Regions from separate parts of the Homo sapiens genome. Here region 2 is linked to region 1. The links are chromatin contacts, found by Hi-C or POLR2A ChIA-PET in ENCODE. All regions are on one chromosome and are shown on one strand. The core of a region is the stretch at or near the end of the contact, and the rest is flanking DNA. Distances in the headings are between cores, read along the strand shown. Region 1 overlaps SVIL (supervillin). Region 2 overlaps SVIL (supervillin).

Region 1 (2,700 bases), core at 1-2,500:
TTTCCAAGAAAGCAGGAACTTGGTCAGTTTTGCATGTCACTGTGACATAGGAATCAAGAACTGAAATTTGCAGTTCAATAAACACGTTGCATGAGTGAATAAAATGAGCGCACGACTACTAAATACTATATTTTGTTCTTTTTTGGTTTTCTTCCAGTTGCAGAATTAAGACAAATCTTTGAACCAAAGAAGAAAGAATTCTTAGAAATGAAAAGGTAAGATCTTTATAGTGGGAGTTAGGAAGTAGAAGAGAGCTTGGCAAAGCAGTATTCCATTTTCCTTTAGATTCGATCGCTGTTGCTCACTCTGCCTCTTGTGGTGTATTTCACAGAAAAGAAAGAATTGCCAGGCGCCTGGAAGGGATTGAAAATGACACTCAGCCCATCCTCTTGCAGAGCTGCACAGGATTGGTGACTCACCGCCTGCTGGAGGAAGACACCCCTCGATACATGAGAGCCAGCGACCCTGCCAGCCCCCACATCGGTGAGCGTGGAGCTGGGTGGCCCATTTTCCAGCAGGCTGCCTGGCTGGTTACGAGTTGCCCTTTCCACCCAGTGGTATCAGAACATGAGATATTCCACAGAAGTGAATTGTGTGGATATAATTTTTTTAGCACAAGGTTTCACTCTGTCACACAGGCTGGAATGCAGGAGTATGATCATAGCTCGCTGCAGCCTTAACTCCTGGGCTCAAGCTCAAGGGTTCTCCCGCCCCAGCCTCCTGAGTTGCTGGGACTACAGGCTTACACCACCACACCAGGCTAATTTTTTTTTTTAAACATTTTTGTAGAGACAGAGTCTCACTGTTGCCCAGGCTGGTCTCGAACTTCTGGCTTTTAGTGATCCTCCCACCTTGGCCTTCCAAAGTGCTGAAAATACAAGCGTGAGCCAGTGGACTTGGCCTAATTTTTTGTTAAATGTATTTGTTTTTTGTTTATTTTTATTTTTATTTTTTTTAGAGACAGAGTCTCACTCTGTCACCTAGGCTGGAGTGCAGTGGCCTGATAAGCTCACTGAAGCCTCAACCTCCCAAGGTCAAGTGATCCTCCCACCTCAGCCTCCCAAGTACCTGGGACTATGAGCGCGTGCCACCATGCCTGGCTATTAAATAGATTTGCTAAAAACAGCAACAACATGTATGTCATCTCTGCCCCGCCTCACGGATCTGGCCTTCCATGTCACAGCAGTATGAAATGATTCCCCTCGCACATTGTTGGGTAACGGAGGCCAGTCATTTTCCTCCCTAGACTGGGGCCCTCAAAGGCAGAAGCTGTGTCTTTCTTCACCCTCAGGGCCCAGCACAGGATCTGTGCTCTAAGATAGGGGCCTCTCAAGGTTCTACCCCAGTACAGGGAGCGGCTGCTCTCAGCAGGGAGCGCTAGAGTCAAAGCTGCACCTTGAATGAGTACGGTTCTTACTCTGGAGATGCAAGAAAACTTTCTATCTAAGTTATCTTAATGTAGATAATTTTAAATACGTTGCATATTTATTTCATATTAAACAGTATGTTGAGTGCACGTGACTCAGCTTTTCCCTAATCACTCAGTCATTGTTGTCATCAAATATTCAACTTGACCTTAGGAGAGGAGAATGCACGCAGGGCTGCTCTTCCCACCACAGTCCCTGGCTCTGAGGAGCTGTGCTGCTGCTTTTTATTTTTTTTATTTAATTGTATTTTATTTTTGGAGATGGAGTTTTGCTCTTGTCGCCCAGGCTGGAGTGCGATGGCAAGATCTTGGCTCACTGCAGCCTCCACCTCCCAGGTTTAAGCGATTCTCCTGCCTCAGCCTCTGGAGTAGCTGGGATTACAGGTGCCCGCCACCATACCGGGCTAATTTTTTTGTATTTTTAGTACAGATGAGGTTTCACCATGTTGGCGAGGCTGGTCTCGAACTCCTGACCTCAGGTGATCCGCCTGCCTCGGCCACCCAAAGTGCTGTGATTACAAGCGTGAGCCACTGTGCCCGGCCATGCTGCTGCTTTTTATAGCCAGTGTTTTCTAGTTTCTAGCTCAGAGACAGCTGTTGATCTCATTTTATGATGTTATCAGTTTGCTTGTCTCTACAGTTTCCAATTTCCTGTGGCCAGAAAGCTAGAAAACTAAGATATTTTAAAATCACATGCAATTATTGAAAAAAAAAAAAAAAAGGCTGGGCTTGGTGGCTCAACACCAGTAATTCCAGCACTTTGGGAGGCTGAGGCAGGAGAATAGCTGGAGCTCAGGAGTGCAAGATTAGCCTGGACAACACGGCCAGACTCCACCTCTTAAAAAGTAATTACACGCTTGAAATATCAATACACAGATCAGAGTCCCAAAATTTATAGCCAGAAATAAACCGTAGTGTACCCGAAATGGTAATCTGTGTAGTATATGTGAAGTTTAAGCTTCACATAGTAGTGAGAAAAGGAGGAATTATTTAATAAAATCATAATGAAAAAAATGGGTTTGCCAGAGGGTGGGAAGAGGCATATCTCTCTTCTCAATTCATACCAAACTCCAAAATTAGTTCCAGTTACTCACCTGTTTAGTTTAAAGAAAATAATGGAAAAGATACATGAATATTTAATTCAGGTGGAATGAAAAAGGCCGTATGGGAAGGGTTAAGGTAATAATGGAATGCCTGTTAGATAGACTGTTAGGACCCTTAAATGATATCTTCAAAATAGATTTCCAAATATGGGAATTTTTTTTTTTTTTTTT
Region 2 (2,700 bases), core at 200-2,699, 37 kb before region 1:
AAGCAGCTGGGATTATAGGCATATACCACCATTCCTGGCTAATTGTTTGTATTCTTAGTAGAGATGTGGTTTTCCTATGTTGGCCAGGCTGGTCTCGAACTCCTGACCTCAAGTGATCCATCTGCCTCAGCCTCCCAAAGTGCTGGGATTACAGGCATGAGCCACAGCACCCAGCCCAGAGAAACCTCTTTATGTCCCATGAGCATTAGAGCAGTACCCAGAACCATGTAAGGTACTAGCAGTGGTAAATGCCTGGCAGGCTCTTTGCTCATCTTCCTCCTAAGCCAGGAACAGGCATCAGCCCTCACCCAGAGCACTTGGATCTCCCCACGTGTGCTAAGATCCCTTCGCAGCATGGAGCTTCATGCAGCAAGGCCGATGACATAAGCTGGCATGAGTTCTGTCTGCTGCCCTGGTATATCCTATAGCACCTAATGTGCTGGAAGGACTCACGTATTTAGGAACATGATAGTTCTCAGGCTGTCAGTTTTTTAAAAAGGTGCAGGGTGCAGGGGAGGAGAATCTGGAAGTTACTATTGCTTTGTCAGAGGTGAGATTCTGAGTAAAATGTTCGCACAGTAGCAATGCTTATGTACAAAATTTTTACTATGGCACAGGATTGCATCAGGTTTTATAGAGAGAGCTATTACTTTTTTATAAGACTGCCTCACTTTTATAACTGTCAGTATATTAGCTTATAATACAGACAATTGAAAATAGCAAAAGCACTTTTATATAGCTGACAATAAAGCCTCTTAGTTTGGATTCCCTGGGTTTCAATGCCATGGCCCACAGTCATTTTACTCAACAGGTTCTTCTTGAGGGCATGGGGTAGAAAGTTCTGGACCTGCCTGGGAGGTCAAGGTGAGAATGACAGCCAAGGAGCTGAAGAGAGAAACCAGCAATGCAGAAGCACAGGTGTTCCCAGAGTATTTGAGATTTCATGCATGTAAACACATTTCACTTCACATATATTAAAAAAGAAGGCCAATAAGTGTGTGAAACATTAATCTTTATTTGGTTATTACTAGAACATAAGTTTGTGTGGGCAGGGAGTTTGTCTCACTGTATCCACAGCCCCAGAACCGGGCTTGGCCTCTTGGGTGCTCCATAAATATTTGTTCAGTGGATGAATGAAATAATTTGCTAACATTTAATTTCTTGCATGTCTTGGAGATATTAAAACTACTTTAAACAAAGATGTCCTTGCTTCAGGGTTTCTATTTGGAGTGTTTTGTAAAATTGGCTTTGGGAGATGCATTGATTCTTTTCTGCCACCAGGGGGAGGTATAGTGCAGTTCAGGAATCAAGTTTTTAAGTTTTTTCAAAGAGGGGTTAGTACTTCAACTGATACTCTTAGATGTGGATAACTGTGACTAAGTTAAATCAGCACTGCAGGATGAGGTTTAAAGGTATTTCAGCATATTTCAAGCTTAACACAAGCATGTGTCCGGGTTAAAAATAATATCCATAAATACAGCCTGATAATGTGCTTAAATATAAAACATATAAATAGGTTGCAAAAGATGACTGAATCTTTCATCATTTTATGATCACTTTCTGCCACCCAACCAGATGGCATATGTGATCTACTAGCCAGAAGGTGTAAAGTACATGTTAAAGTGAACAAATACTCTTTTTTTCTTCAGAACAGGAAAAGATCTGATAAAAATCTATCATTCTGTCCATGCGGTTGGCACCGTTTTAATGTCGGGGGAAAATGCAGTGGTTCTAGTTCTGCTTCGTAGACAGTGACTAAATATATACCGTCAAGGCTGAGTGTCAGGGGCTGGCTCAGTACAATCAAGCATGTGAATAGCTCTTTTGTGCTGGGAACCTGTTGGGCAGCCTTACTTAATTGGGGAGCCACGGGACAGGAGGTCTGGTAATATCTTTATTATTAAGGAGAGAGTCCCAGGGGCTGGAAGGGAGGAATTTTCCTTTACAACTTTTTTTTTTTTTTTTTTTTTTTTTTTTTTGAGACGGAGTCTTGCTCTGTTGCCAAGGCTGGAGAGCAGTGGCGCAATCTTGGCTCACTGCAACCTCCGCCTCCCAGGTTCAAGCAATTCTCTGCCTCAGCCTCCTGAGTAGCTGGGATTACAGGCACATGCCACCACACCTGGCTAATTTTTTGCATTTTTAGTAGAGACGGGGTTTCACCATCTTGGCCAGGCTGGTCTTCACTCCTGACCTCGTGATCCACCCACCTCAGCCTCCCAAAGTGCTGGGATTACAGGCGTGAGCCACCACGCCTGGCCAACAACATTATTTTTAGTGAGAACAAACTTAATTTTAGTTCAGTAGACATTGCCTATTATGTGGGAAATTAATGTATTCTTTTATTACTATCTTCAGTTTGCAGTTCCTGAGGTCTTGAGGTTTGGCCATATAAGAACATCCAGGTAGATCAAGGTCTCTCGGCAACTCCAGACCCCCTGTTCCAGGAGTCTTGATTGACAGAGCTTGCTGCAAGTCAGTAGCCAGCAGCTAAATTGTCTCACCTCGTTTTCTTTTCTTGCCTGGTCTCTGGGTGGAAGTTCCAATTAGGGCTCAAACAGCCCCCAAAGCCGGCAGCTGAAGAGGAAAGGGGGAATACGGTGGTGCTTCAGTGCCATCTAATTTGGCCTTAAACAGTAGGAAATTAGCTGCTTGTCATTAAAATAAACAAATGCCAGCCTGTTCCGTGCTGCATGCTGCAGG

Evidence for each region. Hi-C counts contacts between places; a loop is a spot of excess contacts on that map. ChIA-PET counts read pairs that join two places held with the same protein, here RNA polymerase II (POLR2A). Pooled maps may share reads with other maps.
Region 2: a map of CD14-positive monocyte shows a loop between it and region 1 (2.8-fold over the local background). The contact joins two enhancer-like sites. A Hi-C loop is called at or near these places in 4 of 168 maps with a recorded cell type or tissue (CD14-positive monocyte, MCF 10A, ascending aorta and 1 more) and 9 of 50 pooled maps. POLR2A ChIA-PET finds 5 or more read pairs at or near these places in 4 of 52 experiments (CD4-positive, alpha-beta T cell, H1, activated naive CD4-positive, alpha-beta T cell and 1 more).

What each region holds. Positions count from the first base shown.
Region 1 is chr10:29,552,566-29,555,265 of GRCh38, reverse strand. It overlaps SVIL (supervillin), which reads left to right. Exons shown (of 38, transcript NM_021738.3): 4 at 158-215; 5 at 332-483. The coding sequence starts at 208. Among named protein-coding and RNA genes, the nearest start is that of MIR604, 8.8 kb to the right of the region's middle. Within about 2 kb of position 1,250, at least 5 of the 41 ENCODE cell types and tissues checked have a DNase peak (open chromatin) inside an H3K27ac peak, as active enhancers do; they include CD14-positive monocyte, where a contact is called at or near this core.
Region 2 is chr10:29,589,445-29,592,144 of GRCh38, reverse strand. All of the region lies in intron 1 of SVIL (supervillin), which reads left to right. Among named protein-coding and RNA genes, the nearest start is that of MIR938, 12 kb to the left of the region's middle. Within about 2 kb of position 1,449, at least 22 of the 41 ENCODE cell types and tissues checked have a DNase peak (open chromatin) inside an H3K27ac peak, as active enhancers do; they include CD14-positive monocyte, where a contact is called at or near this core.